Linked DNA regions of Homo sapiens: all the other regions are linked to region 1. Evidence: chromatin loops called from intact Hi-C (ENCODE). Cell type or tissue: IMR-90. All regions are shown on one strand. Links, peaks and the distances in the headings refer to the core of each region. The heading gives the core; the rest is flanking DNA. Region 1 has its middle 46 kb from the start of LINC02310. Region 2 holds the start of FRMD6-AS2 (FRMD6 antisense RNA 2). Region 3 overlaps FRMD6-AS2 (FRMD6 antisense RNA 2).

The links. A loop is a pair of places that touch in the nucleus more often than their neighbours do. Peaks named below come from ENCODE experiments on the same cell type or tissue, not always from the same donor. Only the 100,000 strongest peaks of a DNase experiment are listed, where the experiment ranks them.
Region 2: a loop joins it to region 1, with 2.0 times the contacts of the local background. A loop is called at or near these places in 2 of 110 quality-filtered maps.
Region 3: it touches region 1 in a loop (4-fold over the local background); 6 of 110 quality-filtered maps call a loop at or near these places.

The regions. Positions count from the first base shown.
Region 1 is chr14:51,438,716-51,446,907 of GRCh38, forward strand. It overlaps a transcript of FRMD6 not described here and the pseudogene SETP2. Among named protein-coding and RNA genes, the nearest start is that of LINC02310, 46 kb to the left of the region's middle. In IMR-90, for the core only: no CTCF peak of the experiment used is centred there; DNase peaks (open chromatin) are centred at 4,286 and 4,626; H3K27ac peaks cover 2,638 bases.
Region 2 is chr14:51,594,065-51,602,256 of GRCh38, forward strand. It overlaps FRMD6-AS2 (FRMD6 antisense RNA 2), which reads right to left and starts at 5,888. Exons shown (of 3, transcript NR_051990.1): 1 at 5,763-5,888. It also overlaps a transcript of FRMD6 not described here. In IMR-90, for the core only: no CTCF peak of the experiment used is centred there; DNase peaks (open chromatin) are centred at 3,707 and 5,087; H3K27ac peaks cover 570 bases.
Region 3 is chr14:51,550,913-51,559,104 of GRCh38, forward strand. All of the region lies in intron 2 of FRMD6-AS2 (FRMD6 antisense RNA 2), which reads right to left. It also overlaps a transcript of FRMD6 not described here. Among named protein-coding and RNA genes, the nearest start is that of FRMD6-AS2, 45 kb to the right of the region's middle. In IMR-90, for the core only: a CTCF peak has its summit at 4,233 (motif pointing right); DNase peaks (open chromatin) are centred at 3,629 and 4,239; H3K4me3 peaks cover 716 bases; H3K27ac peaks cover 1,327 bases.

The DNA of each region.
Region 1 (8,192 bases), core at 1,211-6,210:
CAGAACGTTGTGCCCTTGATTTTTAATCTCCAGGTGGCAGTTTTTAAAATTTGCCTTTTACCGGGATATAAAGTAATAGTGCCTGCCACTACCATCAAATAGACCTGGTGCTTTAATGCCAAGCTATATATAGGGCAGTTGCTGGCATGTCTTCACTGGCTATGTAAAATGTGGCCAAGAAGATGGGCTCTCAGAGTAAGAAGTCTGTGTTAATTAGGAGTAACTGTCCCAGCTCTCTGGTGTAAAGTTGTTCAAATATGACTATATAAATCTGGGTGGGGTAATGGACTCAGCTCTGTCTGCTCAATGCCATTTTGCAGAGAAGAAGCGTAATGCGGAAGCTTTTTAATGTTGTTAAAGTATAATAGCTGAAATTAAATGCCACTTTTTCAGAGGAGAATTAATGGACAATCTGGTGAAATTCAAAGCTTTTTGATGTATAAAACTTGATAAATGGAACTATCCCACCAACAGGCAAAAGTGTAACAACCTATGTAGATGGATAGTATGTAATTTCTGTATAGGTCTCTGTTTAGTAAATACATCACTGTATAGGAATCAGGAATCTTGCTCCAGTGAAAGAACATAAAGATTTTTTGGGGGAAAGAATGACTCTAAGAGATTGGCTCATTTTTCCTCACCTGGTGAAGCACAGCTAGAAATAAGAGATAAGCCAAAGAGACATTTTATGCATATGTCTCAAACTCTATGCATGCAAGGCTCTTTGCTTTATTCCAAGTAGGTACGTCAGTCTTTATTCTGAGCCTTTTCTTTCTTAATTCATGTAAAACTCTGTCAAGGTTGGCTTTGGGTTTTTAGTTCAGAAGAGAGTAATACTGCATCAGACTATTAGGAAGGCAGGTCCACAGTAAGTGACCCACTAACGTGTTCACTAGGTCACACGGTTTTGTAAAATTTCCAAAGGTAAGATATCTTAACCACAATTGGTTCAGACTGCCTGCTGCCACTCTGACTTGCCCTCCAGCACACATCACCTCATGTCAGATGGCATTGAAGAGGCTGTAGGCGTTTTTTGAGCTCTAGCTAAGTAGAAGTCAATTAGGGTTTGTTGGAATATATATGTATATTTTATAGTTACTTCTGTGTATTATTAAATTATTGCTAGCGTAACCAGAGTAGGAATGTCTTCCAGGAATATGCCCACTGTCCAATTTGGTATCTAATTTTGTATTTGTAATTTTGTATTTTTTTTTAAGAGTCCCTCCTCCCAACAACCAACAATTGTCTGAGCTTCAGTTCCCTAAAATTTCGGATCCACCCTTGGCATTATGCTAATGTATGAAGAACAGCCAGTTAGAAATGTTAAAACAAAGAATTCAGCAGGAAAACAAACCCTTGTTAATTAGTGTAAACAAAAGATAAGAAAGCGCAGCGCCCTTGATCTATTTAGCATGTGGATAAAGAGCTAACAAACTTCAGCAGATCCTGAGGCCACCACTGTGGTAAAGCATGTGTAATAATTGATGTTAGTAGTAATGATCTTGAGTCATGAAGGAAAGCTTAAACTGTTGAATATACTCGTTAAAAATACAGAGAAATTTATAATTCATCTTAGGAATATTTTCTACAAATGTTTAAAATAGAAATGTTGGTGCTTACACATTCAAATTTTCAATGATCCAGAAACATACCCAAGAACAATTAATTATCCAAGGGTTTAGCTGGCCTGGGTTTTATTCTGGTTTGGTTATGTAAAGCTGGAATGGTGGGTTATGATCTTTATTCCAAAAATCAGAGTAGTGTGCTGGACCAATCAGTTGAATCCAACTTCCCTTGTCCTAACTGCACACGTTTAGCACATTTCTCAAAGAATTGTCACCAGTGAGGTAGGCTACCCTTAGAAAGTGCTGGAGAACTGAGAATTCTGCTAAAGGTGTTTGTGAAGGCAGAATAGTGTCAAGGATGGGCTATAGGACATAGAGCCAAGCAAATGTACTTATACTTGCTTAAAGAGAGAGAGAGAGAAGAGGAGAGAGAGAGAGAGAAGCAATAGTTGCCAACATTTATTGAATACTTACAACGTGTCAAGCACTGTGCAAAATATTGCTTCATATAAATCATGTGTCTGAATTAATCAGCCTAACAACTCAATCAAGAAGCTATTTATTAGTCCCATTCTTCAGAGTAGGACATTAAGGCTAAGAAAAGTTAAGAGATTTGTCCAAGATCAGAGAGCTTCCTAACCCTGGCACTATTAAGATTTGGGGCTGTATAATCCAAGGGAAAGTTCTGCAACTTTTAGATGTTTAGAACATCTTTGGCCTCTATGCCTTTACCCACTTGATACCTGTTGTGGCAAATAAAAATATCTTCAGATATTGCCAAATGCCTCCTTGGGATGTGGAATCATCTTTGGCTGAGAACTGTTTACCAGCAGGCATGGAGTCACTGCTATAAACCCAACCTCCACTGGTGCTCCTTCTGCAGCCAGAGGGCGGGACCTCCTCTCTGTTATATGGACACATTGTATGCTAAGTATCAGGCAGCCTTGCCAAATGCTCCACAACCTGGAACTGGACACAGGGAGGCTTTCGGGCCCTGCCCACAGTTCCAGGCCCTGACACTTCTATCAGGCAATTGCTGGGCCACCCCTTTTGGAGAACTCCATATCCTACCAGAAATCTATAGAGGCTTGTGGCTATTCTTATGCCTTCCCTCAGTTAGGTCCCACTTTCACTCTGCTTAGCATCCAATCCTCAGAAACTGAGGTTGAGAGTTGTGGCTGTATCCTACTTTCACTAAAGAAGGTGGGATTGTAAATTTTTTAATTTTCCATTCTTTTAAACTTTTATATGTCTTTTGGGAGGGGAATTGAACCAAAATACTTCTATTCTGTGATCCTTACTAGGAGCCTTGGTCCAGTTTTAGTTCCTGTGTCTCAAATCTGTGAAAGAGAGGGAGAGACAGATGGACAGAGAGAATGCAGGTGTCTAAATGTAAACCCATGCGTGTAGAGTTTTAACATTAGCTACGCTTCTTCCTAAATTGACGTTGGGATGAAGCTCCAAGAAGGTACATAGAGCTCTTCTTAGAACTATAGAATTTCAGAAAAACATTTAAAAAATCTTGTTGTGGGAATAATATAATGATGCAAAATTCCTTTGAAAATTACTGTAAATATGCAGTGACATTAAATGTGCTTGAAAATTATATACTACTTAATGACATAATTAATCTTTTATATCTGTTAACCGAGATGAATACAAAAATATGCTGTCTTCTTTATTCAAACACCTGAAAAGTCAAGTTTCTTGACAAGCCTTACAGGCTTGTTATCATCCGTGTGTGTGCTCAAAACTTCGTACCATCAGACAGCCCAGGGGAGTGCCAGCAGTTGCAGTGTAAGGACCGTTTTTATCTAGCTTATTCTGTGAAGCACATTAAATGTTTCTCATATATTTCAAAATCTTAAAAGCATTTGTGGATGACAGTGACTTTAACAATTCTGAGAGTAGAAAGTGCTCAGTGGTTTTGAGCATTGGGGGATTCAATCTAGGTTAGGGATCCCTTCTCCCCTCCTCCGCTCTCTCTTGTCCTTTCTTTGCCTCCCTAATCTTCCCTCCTCCTTTCTCTTTCTCTTCTCTCCTTTCCTTTCTCTTCTCTCATTCTCTTTCTCTCACATATACACATGTACTCCCACCCCTCTTTTTTCGAAGGTTTTAAATTCCATCCCTTGATGAATAATTTTAGTAATTGCCCAGTGATAGTGCTAATTAAATTAGACCTCCAGAGGGAAGGCTACTCTTGAGTCTAAATGGCCTTGTGAGTTTTCCTATCTCTACTTCTATTCTAGCAAACTTCTAGAAAGCCTCTGCCTTGCTTGTCTTTAGTTTTACTATCTTCTGCTTATTAAGTATTTATCTCTTACCCTGCTCCCCACATATTATAAGCTCCTCAGGGCAGAAACTATGCCTTTTAAATGGATGCTATTCTAGTGACTACTCAGGAAATGTTTGTTGACATATTTGACATGTTGAGTCTCCCAGGTCTATGGCTGCTAATGAGACATTGCTGGTCACTTCTTCCTCCTCTTGGGCAGCCCCCTTTAGGATAACTATATGCCAGACCTCTTTAGTATAACCATTTTGGTACAAAACATGTTGAAGCTTTATGTTCCATTCCACCTCAGAAGAACAGCAAGAAAACAAACAGAGTGACGTACCATTTTCTCAAGAAACCATGGAGTGCAAAATAGCAGAAATCACCAGTGCCTGGCCTTATGCCTGCATGCTTTCTGAGCTTGGATTCCTGGTGCATAAATCACTGCATGACTCTGGCTTCCCCATACTTGAGGTTGTGAAGGCACCAGGATGGGGAAAAACCCTGCAGGATTTTAATCTTACGTGCATCATCCATAGGCTTCTCCCCCTTCTTGCCACTACTGGCTCAGGACACACACATAGTTCAATGAAATAAAACATATTTGTTCCCTATCTTTCAAACAGTCTTTTCCAATCTAATGTATCAAAGACATTCAAAAGTTTGAGCAAAGGCTGTTCTTTCTCTGACTTTGTTTCATCATGGGCAAGTCTGCTAAGGAAAACAGCACATGCTAGCCAGAAGAACTTGAAAAAGTCCAAGATGTATAGATTTCTCATTTCTGTCCCCAAAATCTTTCTATTTATATTCTCTGAGTGTCAAAATGGATATGACTCAGCTGTGATCCACCAAAAGATGAGGCAGCGTGTTAATTCAACCCTCACTCTCTCTATCAGCATATGGCAAGGTTTATGGCTGCCAAAAAATGCACAAGCTCTTGCCCCCAAATATGAATGAGCAAAACACCCTGTGCTTTATGAAACCAAAGGCTGCATCTCCACCAGCTTGCACTGGATATGCAGTCTTTCTGGGCCTGACCGGGCTGAAGGTACAAATGATGCACAGGATGAGGAGTTGGTCTTTCCCATGCGGGGTTTGTGCCATACTCTTCTCTCTGAAAGTCTGCCTTGCTGCAGCCTCCATCCCCATCTTCCAAGAGAAATCGTACAAAAGATCTCTCTCCCCAAGTCCTTCTGAAGTAGTCTCTCCTTTAAAAAACAACCAGGACATTGTTTCCTGAGCATTTGCCAGGAATGCCAGAACAAGGCTTATCTCCACCAATAGAGAAATAACAAACATCATTCCTTTTCAGAAAACATGGCATGTATACATGCATATTTGGGGTAAAGGTAGGGAGAATGAATTATCCCTTTCAAGCAAGTTGTGAGTTTTTTTTTTTTTTTCCTCTCGTTGTCCAGGCTGGAGTGCAATGGTGCAATCTTGGCTCACTGCAACCTCCACCTCCCAGGTTCAAGTGATTCTTCCGCTTCAGCCTCCCAAGTAGCTGGGATTACAGGCAACTGACACCAAGCCTGGCTAATTTTTGTATTTTTAGTTGAGACAGGGTTTTGCCATGTTGACCAGGCTGGTCTCGAACTCCTGACCTTAGGTGATCCACCCGCCTTGGCCTCCCAAAGTGCCGGGATTACAGGCGTGAGCCACCACGCCCAGCAGTGGGTTTTTATCTAACAGAGTAAGTTTTTCCTGGTGAGTGCTGGCCCCACTGGCAAGAGGCTTAATGGTAATTTTGTTGCCATCAGATGCTGAGATTAGCTCCTGAGCTTTGTCTCTTGAGGACTACCTGGGTCTGGGAGGTGAAGATGAGAACTGGCATGTGGTTGCGCTGAGAGTTGTTTGTACAGGGTTGCCATGATATGAAACTGGGGTTACACTGCCATTCATTTTTTTCTCTCCTGTTTTCCCTGGACAGTCTGTAACGAATCCATTGTTAGCAATGTGTGTGTTCAGTCGTTTAGTAAAATTCCAGCCTATTCTTGTGGTGCTGATGAAAACTGAGAGAGAGCAAGGGAATTTGGACTTCTGACTCATCTCTTTTAAGCACTTTGAAGGCTCTGTCTGCCTTGAATGGTGATGGCAGGTGAGGTCGAGAGCCAGCTTCTTCTTGGCTCTGGCAAGAAGTCACGGAGCCCTATACCCTTAGAGTTTTATTCTTCAGATGTCTAAATTGTTTTTCTAAACTGCTTTAGCGAGAAACCCTGTGCAACTGATAGGGGGCGGAGGCATCTGTGTGCTTGAGAGCTCCTTGTTGTCGATGTTGGTGTCTAGAGAACCCACATCCCAGTCCATTCCCATCTGGCCCGAGATGAAGCAGCTCCTCAGAGCTGTTCCTTTTAAGTTCTTCCCCCACCTCCTACCTAATGCACTGTACTTGAAAACTTATTCAATGATATAATACTATAATGATCATTGAAATGCCTCAGGAGCCTGGAAATGGCTCAACTTTGATCAACTATTAATTTTTTTATTTGTTCAATGGACCCAGGAAGAAAGAGAGGGTCTGCTGCCATCCAGTTGACCACCAAAACCTCAGTGAATCTTGGCATAGATTTGCTCCCTGCCAAGAGAAGCTGGACTATTGCCTGAAGCAGCAAGAGATGAATGGTTCCTTCTGTAGGTCCTGGCATGAAAACATCTCATTGTTCTATCCTGGTCTATAGGGGCTGCGACTGGGCCCCCCTCAGAGACCTCAAGCACACCAGCCTCCAGGAGAGTCGCCTGCCAGCTTCCCAAGTCTGAAGAGAACATTCCTCCCTCTTTCCTGATGTCATCAAAGCCAGTGGTTGGGTCTGGGTTGAGGAGTCTCGGTTTTTCCTCTTTTGTGACCTCAAAAATAAGTCCCCAGGTTTCCTAGTCCATGAGAAGAAGAGTGGAAGAAAAACCCCTGAAACAGAAGTGCAATTTTTTTTTTTTTTACAAACAAATCTCCATGATCATAAAGTTATACAATGTTAAAGCTAGATGATCAAGTAGCCAAACCGCCTGGCTTTGCAGTTGAGGAAACTGAGGTCCAAAAGGATTAGGAGACATGCTTAAAGATTTGATACCTGCTAACACCTCATCAGAGACACCTTACAATATCAAATGTAATAGGGAAAAAGTGAGAAAAGAATACCTTCCTAAGTGACATCATCTCCCCAAGTGCTACTCATCTTTGTGCCCTCAGCAGTTAGCACAGAGAAGGCTCTGTAAATGCTTTCAATGAGTATGAAAAAGTACCTAGCACAAGACTGTCTTATGTTGTAATTTTGCGTTTACCCATAATTAGCTCAATAAATATGTATTAAATTATTATGACAGCTAATGCTTCTTGCGTATACTACATAGCATGTTACATACCAGGTATTTTGCATGTATTGTAGGTATTTGCATACCTGTGTTGTAGATAACATCACTATCTCCGTTTCACAAATAAGGAGGCAGAAGCGTCGAGAGGTTTGGTACTTACCACTGTCACAGAACTGACAGTGATGGAGTTAAGATTCAAGCTCAGGGTGACTGGCTGCAGAGCCCATTCTTAGCTTCTACACTGTCTTGCAGAAATTAGTTGTATGCCTAGCACTGTGCTGGAGTTGTAGAAGATAGTCAGTTTTCTTAAGAAGTTTACATTTTCTGGGAAAAACATGATCTGCATCGCAGCAGAGCTTTGAGCTGGGGCAGTGGTAGAAGGAACCAGAGGAGTGACCGCGATGGTTTTCCCTGTGTTCTGGCTTCTCCTTTTCATCTTTGGGAAAATTTACCCTATAAATACTGAGAAAGTAGAGATAAGCTTGAAGATTCATAAGAGACTGCTGCTGCCCAAGAGTATATGAGGGAGCAAAGAAGGAAAATACATTGGCCCCAGAGGAGGGTAGTCCTTCTCTCTTGTGTAGACACACACACACACACACACACACACGGAAGTTGAGGTTGCCTGTATTGGGTTCTGGATTTCATAGTTTTCTAAGTCAGTCACACGTCCAGAGAAAGATGAGTTGGATGATTTGGAAACCAGACAATATGGTTGTCATTTTAGTTATTCTTTCAGAAGTAATTTAGTGAATGTCCATCATGTAGCCACTAGTACTCCAGACCTTGTGAATATTGGCAATGATCAATAAGAAATGGTCTTTGCCCTCAAGGTACTCTTGTGCATCACTAGTGAAGTTTACAGTGCAGTGAAATAAAACCTGTGATTGGGGTGAGGGCAGGTACTTTGCCAAATCCTGACCATATTAAAATGATTAGGGTGCAGTCATTTAAGGGGAAGACTGAAGCTCTTTTCCTTGGAGAAGACAGACATAGGAAGAAATGAGAGTTGACATCTTGGAGAGGAGATCCATCATGACGACCTA
Region 2 (8,192 bases), core at 2,181-7,180, 160 kb after region 1:
ACTCACGACATTTCTTATACCCCCTCCAGAGATTTACTAAGAACAAGAAATGAGTACATGTTTTGTTTGTTTGTTTTTGAGATGAAGTCTTGCTCTGTCACCCTGACTGGAGTGCAGTGGCGCGATCTCGGCTCACTGTAAACTCCACCTCCTGGGTTCAAGCAATTCTCCTGCCTCAGCCTTCCAAGTAACTGGGATTACAGGTGTGCACCACCACGCCCAGCTAATTTTTGTATTTTATTTTTATTTATTTATTTATTTATTTATTTATTTATTTTTTTGAGACGGAGTTTCACTCTTGTTGCCCAGGCTGGAGTGCAATGGTGCGATCTTGGCTCACGGCAACCTCTGCCTCCCAGGTTCAAGTGATACTCCTGCCTCAGCCTCCCCAGTAGCTGGGATTAGAGGCATGTGCCACCACGCCCGGCTAATTTTATATTTTTTGGTAGAGATGGGGTTTCTCCATGTTGGTCTGGCTGGTCTCGAACTCCCGACCTCAAGTGATCCACCCGCCTCGGCCTCCCAAAGTGCTGAGATTACAGGTGTGAGCCACCACGCCTGGCTAATTTTTGTATTTTAGTAGAGATGGGGTTTCACTATGTTGGTGAGGCTGGTCTAGAACTCTTGACCTTAGGCGATCCACCTGCCTTGGCCTCCCAAAGTGCTGGGATTACAGGCATGAGCCACCACACCCGGCCATGAGTACATGGGTTAACCCTTGTCCACCCCAGGGACCCAACTCCCCACTGTGCTTGGAAATGGGAAATAAAGCAGGAAGAGTCCCTGTTATTTACCGGTGGCAAGACTCTGGCCAGAATTGTTAAGCAAGAGCAAAATTGGCTGCTTTGGATATTCGTTCCTTCCTTTGGAGATGGTGCCTTCAGGAAAATTATCAGAACTTGCATAGAAGAGAAATAAAGAATGATGAGCTGTTGGGTTAACCCTGGATACTCAGCCTCAACGGAAGGGGTAGGGAGTCCTGGATTGTGCTAGACACCAAAGGAGGGAGCCTGTAGTTCTCATCCCGTTCTGTGCTAGGAGACCACATGGACCAATGAGCCAAAACTCTTGGAATAGGTGGACTAAGTAGATGCTTAAGCAATGTGATTTGAGAGCGACCCGTCTTGCCAAAGCTGCATCAGTCCCCTAACTCTGAGTGCCTGGAATTCTGACTTTCAGAGTACCACTTTTAGGCTAAGGCATTATTGACAGAAGATCCCTTTGAACTCAAATCTGTACCCTGGAAATATGATGTATTTTGTTATTAGATCCCATTTTCTCAGATTATTCTACAAAACACTTTAGCATTTCCTTAACAGAGTCTGGGAAACAGGATACTCTGAAATCAAGGAACATGGGACTGGTAAACTTTGATTATGTTGGAAAGGTAGAGACCAAAATCTACTTCCAGGGCAGACAGGGATATGAAAGTATTGTTAACAGTGTGAAGGCTCATCTCTGGAGTGAGTGAAGTGTCAGAAAGAAAAAGAACATTTATAGGGGAGTACATAGGGTGAACCCTGACAGCATGAAATCCAGCCACATCTGCCAAATCAAAGATGGCAAGGGGAAGCCCTTCTGTTTCATGGAAAAGCCAATTAATGAGGATGAATTGAAGATAATATTGTAGATCAATTACATGCTGTAAAATATAATGTACTAGCTTTTCCATATGGCTATAGACTATGGTTCATGAAATTTTTCAGTAAACAACAGTTTGCCTTCCTTAGAGTCTCAGGCAATAATGAGTCTTCTCCATTCTGGTTTTATTTTAAAACTAAACTATTGTCGATAATTAATTAATGGTATTCTAATGTAAACAGAATATAAGTTTCACAATCTTGAATTTATTTTTCCTCTTCTTTGGGGTATGTAGGGTTTTACATATTTTGGTTTGTGCTTATGGAAAAATGTTTTACTTCTGCTGTTGAAATCATAGCCACCCGCTGTTTTCTATAGTTATGAAATATTATAAGTCTTGTCACTTGCAGAACTAATGTTCCCACTGAGATGCCTCTCTAGCCTTTTTGATTAAAAAGCAGCAACAGCAAAAGACACAGCCTGGGACTGAGTGACCTATTATTTTTGTGTCTCATTTGGTCACAGTAATTCTCAACCCATGCTTCACATCAGAATGAACTATGCAGTTTTTTGGAATTGTGGAATTTCCAAGAGGAGAGCCTGGTGTGTGTGTGTGTGTGTGTGTGTGTGTGTATGGGTATGTGTGAAATTCCACAGGAAATCTGATACGTAGCCAGAATCAAGCACCCTCACATTACTGATTTCAGGGAGTATTGCACTGTGAACCGTGTAAGCCTGAGGTTGGGAGGTGATTTAAATTCTATTATAAGCTGATACCTACTATCTAAGACCCTGTCAAATGATCATATCAAAATATTTTGTGTTCATTGCTCTCTCTGCCTGATTGTTTCTCTGATACTTACATGAAAATTAGAAAAAGTGTACTCCTTCGTAAGTTTACCCATGTGGCTGAGTGTCATCAATAATGACTTTGTGTAGCTTTATGTATGGGAGGAAGTGTTTTGCATCCTGAGGGTGGTGGCCTGAGCTGTGGCTGAGTCTCAAGGCTCATGGTTAAGCAGTGACGCTTCTGTGGCCTGTGAATACCACTTGCAATGTGGACACATTGGTGGGTGAGAGTTACTCTGAGCAGAGCCCCACCGCCTGGTTCAAAAGTTCATGGGCCCAGAAAGAGCAATGATAGTGTAGAGACTCAAGAGAAAAGCTGTCTTTCACACAAGAGCATTCAGAGAAGCCATGCAATGACCAGCTCATCCAAGGCAGACAGCACCCCGCATGTATACGTGGGGTCCTCAGATCTGCTGCTCTGTTGTTGCAAGTTTATACATCACACAGATGCCTCCCCACTTAGGAAAAACTGCATCGCATTTAACTAACACATGTAAATATTCATTTTATAAATATGCAATTTTATAGGAGCCTGATTGCAATGTGTCAAAGAGGGCATTTGCTCATGAAGCAATGTTACCTATGATGTGCATAATCATTCACACATTTTTTGTACCATGTGGTAAATACAGCAACAGACATTATCTAATGTGTGCCACAGAATGCACTAGGTGATATGGGAGCTGGGAGATCATCACACATGCATTCTACCATAGAGAGCTTATCTTATGTTTAAAAAAATGAAATATATGCATACATAACTAGAATGCAGGGCAGAATATGGCACATGCCACACAGTACAATGGAAGTACTTCGCTATTTCAGCATAAGGAGATTGACCCTAGCTAAAGGCAATTAGGAGTCGCTCCCTGGAGGAGACAGCATCCGCCCTTCATTTTGAAGGCTATATAGGATTTGGACAATGCAGAGTTTAGGGGAGGGACCAGATGTGGAGGCTTTCCAGGCAAAAGGAACAGGAGTGAGCAGAGGCCTAAGATGGAGACCTAGAGCCTACAGCACGTTTGGCTGGAATGCAGAATGTGTAACGAGGAAAGGCAGCTCTGCCACCCTGTAGAAGGCCATCCTGGTCAATGACTCAGCTTCTCTGTGCCCCAGTTTTTCATCTGTAAGTGGGGATAATGGTGCCTACTTGATAGGGCTGTGTGATGAATGAATGAGCTAATATATACAAACTACTTAAAACATTCCTTGGTGCATAGTAAGTGTTCTATAAATGTTCAATCCAAGTTATTAAAGAAGGGGGTAAAGAAATTCCAAGACCAGATGATCTCTAAGATGGTTCCAATTCCAAGGTCTAGCACTCAGGGCCACTGAGAGTTCTGACTGGTCTCTGAGGGTGGAGTGCAGCGCCCAAGGCTGCCTTGCCATTAAACCTGATGACAGTTTGGAGAAGTGTGGGAAGAGACTGAGGCCTGGAAACAAGGATGATTCAAAACAGATGCAGACGGCTGCCCCCCAACCATCCATTTTTGCTGTTAATATGAATATGGAATTTGAAGAAAAGGGCAAGAAGCCATTTTATGCTATTCCCTGATTTCTCCCCAGTGGAAAATTCCCTATTTTGAATTGCTTTCAACTGTCTTTTGTGTTTTCATTGACAATGAAATTATTTAAAAAGAATGAGAGAAAAACAGCTTTGCTCCAGAGAGGAGAAAAAATTAAAGAAAACTAATTTCTCCCCCTAGCCCCCAAAAAACCAAACCAGAAATTAACATTATAATCTATAATCACAGACACAGAAAGTGGTCCCAAGAGCCAAACCTCCTCCATTCCCTTCCTGCAGAAGCACCCCAAGTGTGATTGAGAATAAATGAAGGGAGTTGTCAGGGTATGGGGTGAATATCAGTCTGACTGCTTATTGTTGCATGTCATTGCCTTTCTTCTTTCTAAAATAATTTTAACTTTTAGTTTAGATTCATGGGGTACATGTACAAGTTTGTTAAGTAGGCATATTGTGTGATGCTAAGGTTTGAGATATGAATGATCCCATCACCCAGGTAGTGAGCACAGTACCCAATAGGTAGTTTTTCAGCCCTTGTCTCCTTCCCTCTCTCCCCATTCTTGTGGCCTCCAGGGTCTACTGCCGCCATCTTTATGTCCATGAGTACCCAGTGTTTAGCTCCCACTTATCAGTGAGAACATGTGGTATTTGGTTTTCTATCTCTGGGTTACTTCACTTAGGTTGCATCCATGTTTCTCAAATAACATTATTTCATTATTCTTATGGCTGTGTAGTATTCCATGGTGTATATATAACACATTTTCTTTATCCAATCCACTGCTGATGGGCACCTAGGTTAATTCTGTCTTTGCTATTGTGAATAGTGCTGCACTGAACATACAAGTGCATGTGTCTTTTTGGTAAAATGATTTATTTTCTTTTGGATAAATACCCAGTAATGGTATTACAGGGTCAAATGTAGCTCTGTTTTAAGTTCTTTAAGAAATCTCCAAACTGCTTTCCACGGTGGCTGGACTAATTTACATTCCCACCAGCAGTGTATAAGCATTCACTTTTCTCAGCAGCCTTGCCAGTATCTGTCTTTTTTTTTTTTTTTTTTTTTTTTTTTAGTAATAGCCATTCTGACTGGTGTGAGGTGGTATTTCATTGTGGTTTTGCTTTGCATTTCTCTGATTATTATGATGTTGAGCATTTTTTCTATGTTTGTTGGCTGCTTATATGTCATCTGATCTTCAACAAAGTTGACAAAAATAAGCAATGGGAAAAGGACTTCTTATTCAATAAATGGTGCTGGGATAGCTAGCTATCCATATGCAGAAGAATGAAACTGATCCCCTCCCTTTCACCATATACAAAAATTAACTCAAGATGGATTAAAGATTTAAACATAAGGCCACAAAGTATAAGAATTCCAGAAGAAAACTTAGGAGACACCATTCTGGGCATTGACCTTGGGAAAGAATTTATGACTAAGTTCTCAAAAGCAATTGCAACAAAAACAAAAATTGGCAAATAGGACCTAATTAAACTGAAGAACTTCTGCACAACAAAAGAAACAATCAACAGAGTAAACAGACAACCTATGAAATGGGAGAAAATATTTGCAAGCTATATATCCAGCAAAGGTCTAATATCTAGAATTCATGAGAAACCTAAACAATTGAACAAGCAAAAAGCAATTAACCTCATTAAAAAGTGGGCAAAAGACACAAACAGACTTCTCATTGCCTTTCTAAGGCAGGCACAGGTTTCCTTAGTTCTGGCTCTTTTTTCTTCAAGCTTTGTAGCCAGGTTCTGAATGAATACCACCCCCCAGGTAAAATTCCTTGTTAAATGCTGAAACACATACCTTTGAGAACCTCTCACTTCTCTGTAAATGGTTCTTTTTGCATCTAGTGTGGCCTCTGAGTGTACCCATGGAGGCTCCTGGGTCCTCAGAGTCTGGACGGGGAGCCAGGAGTCCTGGCCTCTATTTCAGCTCCCGACGGCCAACCTGGGCTTCAACCACAGCACAGACTCCTGACTACTCCCACCCAAAAAGAGTTGTTGGAAGACTTGAAATCACAGATCTGAGAACTCCTGCACTTTGTAAATTCAAGATGACATTGTTACTGTTCTAATTTTTTTAAAATTACAGCACTCTCACTTTTTCTCCAAAAAAGGTATAAACAAGAAGATAGTTTGACTTGTTTACCTAAAGCTCTCCTTTGAGTTGCCAAGAGGAGTTAGTTACTTGAACACAGACACAGAAATACGGTCGATAGCAAAATAAGATATGCTGAGCTCAGGAGCTTAATTTTTTTCCCTTCATTGAGTAACATTTCAGAAAAGCACCAGTAATTGGAACATAATTTATTTATCAACAGGAATTCAGAATACTCCCTTGCAGTTGATTTTGGAAATCCATGTGACCCTAGCAGAGTGCTATAACCAAGGTGAGAAAGGCTAGAAACAGACGTAGAATTACAATTACCAAAGGGAGAAGAGTTCACTGTGAATATTTAACACACACTGGCATTTGGCCACTAAACTCTGGGTCTTCCTTCAAAGTTCCTGACATACCCATTTATAAAGGAGGTTAATAATCCCTTTGTACCTACACCCCCACAGTTACAGCTAAATAACAATTTTCATGATAAGCCTTTATTTTTCTGCAACTTAGAATTTAAGGCAGCAATTTCATCTACAATGTTTAAGCCCAGAATTTATTTTTGGCCTTTTCAAAAGAAAGTTGTACCCATTTAACTTCGCCTGGCAATATAAGAGAAAAATGTTTTTAAAAGTACAGATTTTAATTAACTAGGCAATTTGCCTTTCTCTGAACAATCAAACCCTGGCCATTGCCAAAGGCAGGAAGCCAGACTAAGCAGAACCATGGTTAGATACAGGGAGGCAATGTCAAGGGCTTGCAGCAAGCAGCAGTTGCCCATAGCCTGGGTTAGTAATATGCATATTATTTTAATATCCTATTAGCACTTGGCTTTGAAATGAAAATTGGGTGACTAAAGACAAAGATTTTTGGGCAGCAATTTTTAGAACATAGAGGTAAGATGTGTTTTTCACCACTTGCTTTAAGAAGCACCCTGATGCCCAGATGTTGACCTTTAAGCTACCTCTCCTAGCTCTGGGGTTTCCTGGCATTTCATGGGCAGACCTGTCCCCCAGCATCCACTATGCTTTGGGTAGAGCTGAGCTCCAGCTTTTGAAGCCTCTGGTCAGGGTTGGATGAATGGCAAGCAAACACTGCCACAAGAGAAAACCTGCTGGCTGGCAGCCCCTGGGTCAAAGCTTGTTTTAGTTTCCCGAGACCACCTTTCTATGAGACCTCAGAGAAGGGTTTTACTGCCCCAGGGGTGTAGGATGTGATTTTTAGGAAAAAAGACTCTTGCAATTTCAAGTCTGGGTAACTTATCTTTCTTTGCCTACCTGGTGAGAGGATACCTTTGCAGGAAATGCTGTCACATCAACCCTCCATTGCCCTATTTCTCTTTGCCTGTCCAAGGGTTACCTTGGAATTAGTGGTGAAACTTCCAGGTTCAGTCATATGCTAAAGGACTCATGAATGCATTTTGTTTGGAGCTTTACAAATCTCTAGAAATTTAGTAAATGGCTCAAGAACTCCCTCTAAGCTCAAGTTGTTTAAATTTTATTTTTCTTTTTATCATTTATGCACAAGTAAAACCATGAAGTAGTGACTTCAACTGGATAAAAGGCTTAAGACCCTGAGGATATTGTGAAGCCATTATCCATGAGAGGAAGAAGGCAAGGTCCTATGTCTACCAACATGCAGACAAATGTCCCTGACTGCCTAGGCTTGGTAACATTGAGCAATTATTTTTGTCCTTATCATAATTTAGTCATTTAATTTCTTTATCATTTTCTTGGCAGTTAATAGCCTCTGATTTGAATTTTTATTTTTTCTTGTACCACAGTTGTTCTGCCTCCCTGATTAGATTGTAAGCACCAGTAGATAAGTCATCTTAGCCTACTTGGCAAGCCTTATAATACCAAAATCAACTTCCTAAATGAAGAGCTGGGTATCCAGCCACTCAAAAATGTTTTCCCCAACATTCCGTTAGCCTCACTGGTACATGTTCTTTTAAATGGAAATTCTCAAAGGGAGAGTTGATCCCCACTAATCACTCTTTAATGTGAATTAATTCAGTCAGATAATCAGATGCTCCAAGAAATAGAATTAAAGAAAATAGAAGTAATTTTTGAACATATGGAACTCTGGGAGAGGGTGGCCAGCTTACTAGGAAAGGACTTTGGGGTAATC
Region 3 (8,192 bases), core at 1,361-6,360, 110 kb after region 1:
TTCCCTCCCCGTTTGCTGGTCCCGGGTACCACCCACACTGTTTGGCACTCCCTGTTTCTCTGTGTTGGATCTTCTTAAAGTGTTCTATTGGATGACCTTCACTTGTCCCTTGATGCCATGGTCAGAAATCATGGTCTATCTGCCAAGTGGACTTTCTTCCATCCAGTAGTTTCTGTCCATCCCTGACCACCCACTAGATCCTCCATTTACCCAGCACATGTTTCAAGATCCAGGATCTCCCACTACTAAGTAAAAAAACTTGTGCTATTTGCCACTGGAAACTGACTTGAAAACACCGGAATCCAGAAGGTTTATTCTTGGGGCACTTCCTCTTCAAATTCCAGTACTTTTGGCATTTTTGACACAAATACAAATTTTATAAATTATTTCTTTAAAAATAAAGTATATAGGTTCATCGTAGAAGAAAAATTGACTTAAATATAGATAGTAAAAAGGAAGAAAAAGTTCAGTTGTAATCCTATTATACACAGAGAACAATTATTTGTCACCTTGGTGGATAGCCTTTTAATTTTTATATATGACCCAGCACAGTGGCTCAGGCCTGTAATCTTAGCACTTCGGGAGACCAAGGTGGTCAGATTGCTTGAGCTCAGGAGTTCAAGACCAGCCTGAGCAACACAGTGAAACCCTGTCTTTACAAAAAATACGAAAAATTTATCCAGGCCTGATGGTTTGTGCTTGTAGTCCCAGCTACTTGGGGGGCTGAGGTGGAAGGATGGCTTGAGCCCAGGAGGTCAAGGCTGCAGTGAGCAGAGATCAGGCCACTGCACTCCAGCCTGGGTGACAAAATGAGACCTCTTTAGAAAAAAAAACTTTATATAAATGAATATATAATATATGTAATACATTTTATACAAATATACAAATAAATGCATATAATATAAAATGCATTAACATCTATTATATAAGTATATGTTAAAATATTTTTAGTATATAGGTATGTATTTGATCCATTGGCCTCTAACTATTCCATGTTTTCAGAAACACACACACAGTCTTAATGTTCTTAGAGTTTTATGGCTTATATTTTTTCCACCTGATTATCCCTTGTGCTACTGAATATAAATTATTGTTTAAACAAATCAATGCCTAGAACATTGCCTAGCCTATAGTAGTGTACAATGAATAAATATTTTGAGAATAAATGAGAAAACATATCCTAATGTAATTTTTGTGTAAATTTTGAGCTTTCAATGTTGGATTTTCTTTTAAATGGGGTAAATCTGTTGATAAATTGTTATGAAAAGTTCACATGGAAAAAAAGCCTCATTTAAAGGGAGATTAAGATAGATCTTTACTAACATCTGTTGGTGAACCTGTCTGTCATAACTTTTCATTTTAGAACCGCACAGTGATTTAGCGTTGAATCCTATTTGGACTAATTTAAGCCTGCAAATCTGAAAACTATCTTTCCTTTAAAATTTGAGGGCTTTAAGTGCAATGTTTTTAGGGATTGGACAAACAGTTACAAGAGGGACGAGTAGCCTTTGAATTCCCTGCCAGTAGGCACAAACCCTGATGCCCCTAGGGGCTGGCAATGATTTCACAGGTTAAGTGGCGCAGATGGGAACCCACTGCAGTCACTCTGCAAAACTGGAGTGCGATGCATGACGGAGAGTCAGCGTTCACCCAGTGCTAGTTTCCAAAAGGCAGCCACTACTGAACTTTCATGTGGCAAGGTGGGGTCCAATGGCACCAGCTTGTTTTCTTTCTTCAGGAGAAGTAAAAAACTTGAAAAATTATGTGAAATTCTTGATTCTGAAATAATGGCAGCTCATTTAATTTAAAATATGAAACTATGCAAGCAAAACAAAATCCACCTGAGAACAATGAGCCTCTGGGTTAAGCTGAGGAACTGTTTAAATTGCCTAAAAGACCCCAGTTACTCAAATGCCAGGTGGAAGACTGCTTCAGAAGACTGGCTGGGTCTGCCTTCCTCAAGGGTGCGACACGTTGCTCTCATGAGCCAGATCTAGGTTCTCAGTGGCTCCTGCAGGAAGTCGTAAGTGGATGCAAGAAGTCCCAAGCTGGCAGTCTGCCAGGTGATTCCAGTAGGTAATGTCAGTTCAAATAGGGGAGACTGCCAATACCTGTGACCTGGCACAGTGAATTGGCAAGCAGATCAGAAAGAGATCTTAATACATTGTGAATAAGTCCTGATTTCTAGAGAGATCTCCAAGGTTGAATTATTAAAACCCTCACATTTACCTCCTCTTGGAGCTCTGTTGGAGTTAAAAGTCTCTACTGAATCTTAAAAAGGACGCAAATGTCAAAAAGAGACAAATCCCAGCCAAGTGATGGGAAATGTGATTTCAGGATAATAGCATCTGCTCATTGGTCATTAAAATACATTATTTCCAATGAATGCCCTTAACTCTGCAGGATGGGAACATAGCTTTAATCAGACAGGTTCCCAGATCAGAGTACATCAAAACACAAGCAGCAGATTCTGTGCTGCCTGATCAACAGAGGAAAGAAATTCAGAACATTTTCTTTTACATTTAAAATGCTTTATGAGGGAAATGGGTAGTTAGTCATATTTATTATTGAGCATTTATAAGAATACTTGCTTATTGTTTTATTTCCTTATTATTTATTTTGAGCTGAGTTTCTGGTTATTAAGAAAGGGTCCTCTTTCTTAAAGGGTAGATACCTGATTGTGCAGCTAAAAGGAGCTAAAAGGTGCATCAGAACTGAAACACCTGCCTAGAGGTAGGAAAGGGATCAGATTTTCTCTAGGGATACCTACTGATCAGTTCTAAGAGACACAAGTTCCTGAAGGAGTTCATTTTTCTGGTGGCTTTTTCTAACGCTGCTTTGGTCCTGAAGGAGTTGCAGATAATGAATAGCTAAGAGAAGACGGTGGAGTTTACCGAGCGGATGAGGGGCAGGCTGTGAATTTAGTAGGAAAAGAGAAATGGGTCTGTGAAAATCTCTAGGAAGATGAGAACAAACTTGTACTTGAACATCAAAATAGCACCCTAATATCTTATTAGCAGCAAGCATACTTGGTGCCCAGGTGTTGATTTCCAAGGCCATTATCCAATAAAAAGAACCAGGGATTCTTGGAGACACGAATGATTCTAGGGCTGGAGCAAAAAAATATACAAGATGAACCTAGGGCACCCTGTAGAGCCAGAAAATAAGCAAGTTCTAAAACAAAACAAAGGCCAAAACTTACAATGATGAGACTATATTCAAAGGAACACAGGAGCCAACTGAAAGAGCTCCCAATGGCCAAAGCTGGAACAATTTGACAAATAAAATAAATAAATAAGCATTTGGATTATATCTCAAAATACAAAATAAATATCCATGAGTCCATGTTATAAATAAATGATTGAATAAATAAATAGTATAAAAGAGACAAATCTCCCAAGCAGAAAAATTCCATATTTTGTGGAGATACTCTGGCCTCAAGGAGATGGAATGTAACTCCCAATTCCTTAATTGAGGCTGTGTATAGTAACTTCCTTCCAAAGAGTATAGTCTGGGAAGAAGCAAAAGAGTAACTTTACAGTGGGGAAACCTTACAAACAGTACCTCAACCGGGTGCTCAAGATCACCAGCACAGTGACAAGTCATGTTGATGCTATGTTATCCTTGATATGATGTGATGAAAATGGCATCTGTGGAATCTGTGACTTTCTCCCCAGAATCCATGACCACAGTCTAGTCATGAGAAAAACATCAGACAAATCCCAATAAAGGGACATTCTACAAAATATCCGACTGGTACTCCCGAAATTGACTGTTCAGGTCACTGAAAGCAAGGAAAGCCTGATAAACTGCCACGGCCACGAGGAGTCTAAGGACACATCCAATTTCCATTCGCATCCAAAATGGAATCCGAGACAGAAAGAGGACCTTAGGTGAGAACTAAAGAAATGGGAACAAAAGTATGGACTGTAGTTATTGACACTGCATCAATTTTGTTTCTTTAGTGCTAATAAGTATACCGCAAAATGTAAGATGTTAATAATAGGAGAACCTGGGCACATGGTACATGGGAACTCTGTGCTATTTTCACAATTTTTCTGTAAATCTAAACTGTTCTGAGACATAAAGTTGGTTTTTAAAAGAGCCATCCTGGCCTGCACTAGGAAATACTTACTCGATGCATTGTGGACCCTTCCTCCAATTCAAGATGTCTCAAGTAGCTTTCTTGGTTAAAAGGGCAGTGATGTAAAAACAGGCATCATTTTACCAAAGGGCCACCAGATGGCTGTCATCTGGCAGAAGTCTACTTCCTGGGCTTTCTAGATGCATACATGACTATCACCGGGAGCATTCAACCTCCAAAGAAGAGTTCTACTAATTATGTCTGTCTAAATAATGTGATAAATTTAAGTTTCAAGTGATAGCAGTTAGTTCACATTGTAAATATACAACTCAGTTTGTCTGTACCAAATTTAAAACAAATTTGCCTACTGTGTCCCAGGAAATATTTCAGCCAGGTACCTTTGATTTTCACAATTGGGCTATGTAGAAATTGCTTTTGGAGACAATTAATTGGAAGCACTTATAAGGTTGTAGCTTTAATTACATACTGATGTAGTCTGCTCCTGGTTAAAAAGGCACCCCATAGGTCAGGCTTGGTAGCTTACGCCTGTAATCCCGGCACTTTGGGAGGCTGAGTCGAGCAGATCACCTGAGTTTGGGAGTTTGAGACCAGCCTGACCAACATGGAGAAAATTTGTCTCTACTAAAAACACAAAATTAGCTGAGCATGGTGGCATATGTCTGTAATCCCAGCTACTCGGGAGGCTGAGGCAGGAGAATCGCTTGAACTTGGGAGGCAGAGATTGCGGTGAGCAGAGATTGTGCCATTGCACTCCAGCCTGGGCAACAAGAGCAAAATTCTGACTCAAAAAAAAAAAAAAAAAAGTTATCTGATAAGTAGTAGTGATACGTTAAAGAAAAAAATACTACTGTTGAAGTTGCTGTTAATTACATGTTGGGTACTGCTTACTTCCTATGTAAGGTCCAAATTCTTTGGATGATTTGTTCAAAAGTTGGAACAAGAGATATGCAGAGGCACTTTATAATCACCTTTTGCCTTCTGAGGTAGTCATTTGTACCTACCTCAGCTACTCATAATCTCCTTCAAAACTAGGGCTAAGTATTGATGGCCTTTGTGTTTCCCATGCAACTGCCAAAGGGCCTTGCATCAACACATTTTGGTGAATTAGTTAAACAAGGTACACCTCTGCTGTTCCTAGGACTTAACTGAAGGCTTAGACTGGAATCACAGAATAGTCAGAATGTGCCATCTTGATTACTGCTTCCTTTCTACCCACAGACATCAATGGTAAAATCAGACACTTTTGTTCTCTCAGATTTCTGTATTTTAATGTACTATAAATTACATATTTGAATGCACTGTATTCATTTTTCATATCAATCACTGAATAATTAGAAGGTATTTCTTCTTAACAAGTGTCAAAACATTTCATAGCCCCAGTTTACTTTGTAGAATTTCACATTGTGAGTAGGTGAGAGCCTTAATCATCAGAGTCAAACCTTAAGTGCTAAAATCCGCTCTGTGGTGACATTTACTTAATTGCTTTACAAGACTGAGGCTCAGTCAAGTTTGTCTTCCTCAGCAACTCTTCCTTTTTATCTAATTATGCATTTAGATGGAGTCCCTGGTGGTGGGGAGGGAGGCGACAGGGGTATTGGCCTTAGGCAAAGTTTCTGTTCCAAAGGAGATTTAGTCCGTTATTATGTCTAAACTTTCCAATTCGTAGTCCATTCTAGTTTTTAGGAGGATTAATGTACATCCTATCTGCAATATAGTAATATTAGCCTTATCCATCATTGAAGAGTGAGCTCACCACCTAGTTCTTTCCCGAGCTGCCCCTGTCTCCTTCTCTACCCCTTCCACCATAATCCATAGCTTCAACCAAAACTTTATTCAAGTGGCTTCCAAATCCAGATCTAAATCTCTGACCTTTATTCTAAACCCAAGATGCCTGCTTTTCCAGACTCACAAATTTTACTTTTTGAGGAACCATATTATTTTTTCCTGACACTTATCACGATGCTTTGCAGGCTATAAGAAAGTAATAAACTGGGCATGGTGGTATGTGCCTATAATCCCAGCTATTCTGAGGCTGAGCGGGGAGGATTGCTTGAGCCCTAGAATGTGAGTTTAGCCTGGGCAACATAGTGAGACCCTGTCTGAAAAGAGGAAAAGAAGAAGGAAGAAAGGAAAGAAGGAAGGAAGGAAATGAGCAAATGAAGCATTATCCACAATAGCCAAGATATGTAATCAACCTAGGTGTCCATCAATGGATGAGAAAATGTGACATATATATATATATATATATATACACACATACATACATACATACATAGGAATATTATTCAGCCTTTAAAGAGAAGAAGGAAATCCTGTCACTTTCAATGACATGGATGAACCTGGAAGACATTATGCTAAGTGGTATAAGCCAGGCACAGAAAGCCAAATACAGCATGATCTCACCTCTTTGTAGAATCTAAAACAGTCAAACTCAACTAGTGGGATAGTGGTTATCAGGGGCTAGGGCAAGGCTAGGGCAGGGTGATGGTAGGGGGAGCCAGGGAGAGGGGTTGGAAAATGTTCTTCAAATGATACACAATTTCAGTTAGACAGGAAACATAAATTCAGGACATCTGTACAACACGGTTACTAGAATTAGTAACAATGTATTGTATACTTGAAAATTGCTAAGAGAATAGATTTTAAATGTTCTCATCACAAAACAAAATAAATATGTGAGGTAATAGATATATTAATTAGTTTGATTTAGCCATTCCCCAGTGTATTCGTATATCAAAATACCATGTTGGGACACAAAGAAGGGAACAACAGACACCGGGACCTACTTGAAGGTCGAGAGAGGGAGGAGGGTGAGGTTGGAAAAACTACCTTTTGGGTACTAGGCTTACTACCTAGGTGACAAAATAATTTGTACACCAAACCCCTGTGACACACAACTTACCTATATAACAAACCTGCATGTGTGTACCCCTGAACTAAAATAAAAGTTAAAAAAAAAAGACAATTGGTAAGGAAAGTATGATTATTATTTGAAGTTTTCATGAAGATACCGAAAGATACAAAGATGATTTTTTGTTAATAATTTGTTTACAATTGTATAGTTGTCTTTTATTCTCAATAAATTATTGAATTCCTTAAAAAAATGTTGTAAACCATTAATATATACAATTTTCATTTTTTAATAAATACCTTTTTAAAAATTAAATGAGGCCGGGCACGATGGCTCACACCTGTAATCCTAGCACTTTGGAAGGCTAAGGTGGCAGATCACCTGAGGTCAGGAGTTTGAGACCAGCCTGGCCAACATGGCGAAACCCTGTCTCTACTAAAAATACAAAAATTAGCCAGGCATGGTGGTGCAAGCCTGTAATCCTAGCTACTCAGGAGGCTGAGGCAGGAGAATCACTTGAACCTGGGAGGTGGAGGTTGCAGTGAGCCGAGATTGCACCACTGCACTCCAGCCCAGGCGGCAGAGCAAGACTGTCTCAAAAAAAAAACAAAAAACAAAAAACAAAACTAAATGAGCAAATGAATAACTGAGTATATAATATGGAAAACAAAAGCCAACTCTCTTAGGAGCTAAAAATTTTAGCCATTTTAAATGAGAAGTCTCCAAAAATGTCATAATATAGTATAATTATATAATTACATGCCTTTCCCAATAAAATCTACTAAATATAATTTAATCTTTTTTCTTTTTACTTAGAGACCACCCTTATGAATATCAGTTACTATATAACATGTGGTAACATAGTAGCCCTTAGGTGTTTTAACTATTTGAGAAAATTTGCCCTCCTCTAAAGGAGTTTTTTTGTCTGCTTTTCATATTCTTCACTGTCAGGATGCCACCTGTCATTTCTTGCTATCACTGGTGTCTGTACCTCCAGCATCAGCCCCACCCTTGTTCCCTGATTGTACCACTCTTTGCCAAATTTTATGACTTAACTGCTATGAGTTAGGAAACCCTATAGCTTTGCTTTTAGACATTTCTAAACAAAAAGTAAGCTCTAAGCAAGGCCTTGAGGAGCTACTTTATGAGTACAGTGTGTGGATTGGTTTCAGTCCATTTTATCCACACTGAAACATTTTGTTGCCACATTTCTTAGTTTAACTGTCCTAGATAAAT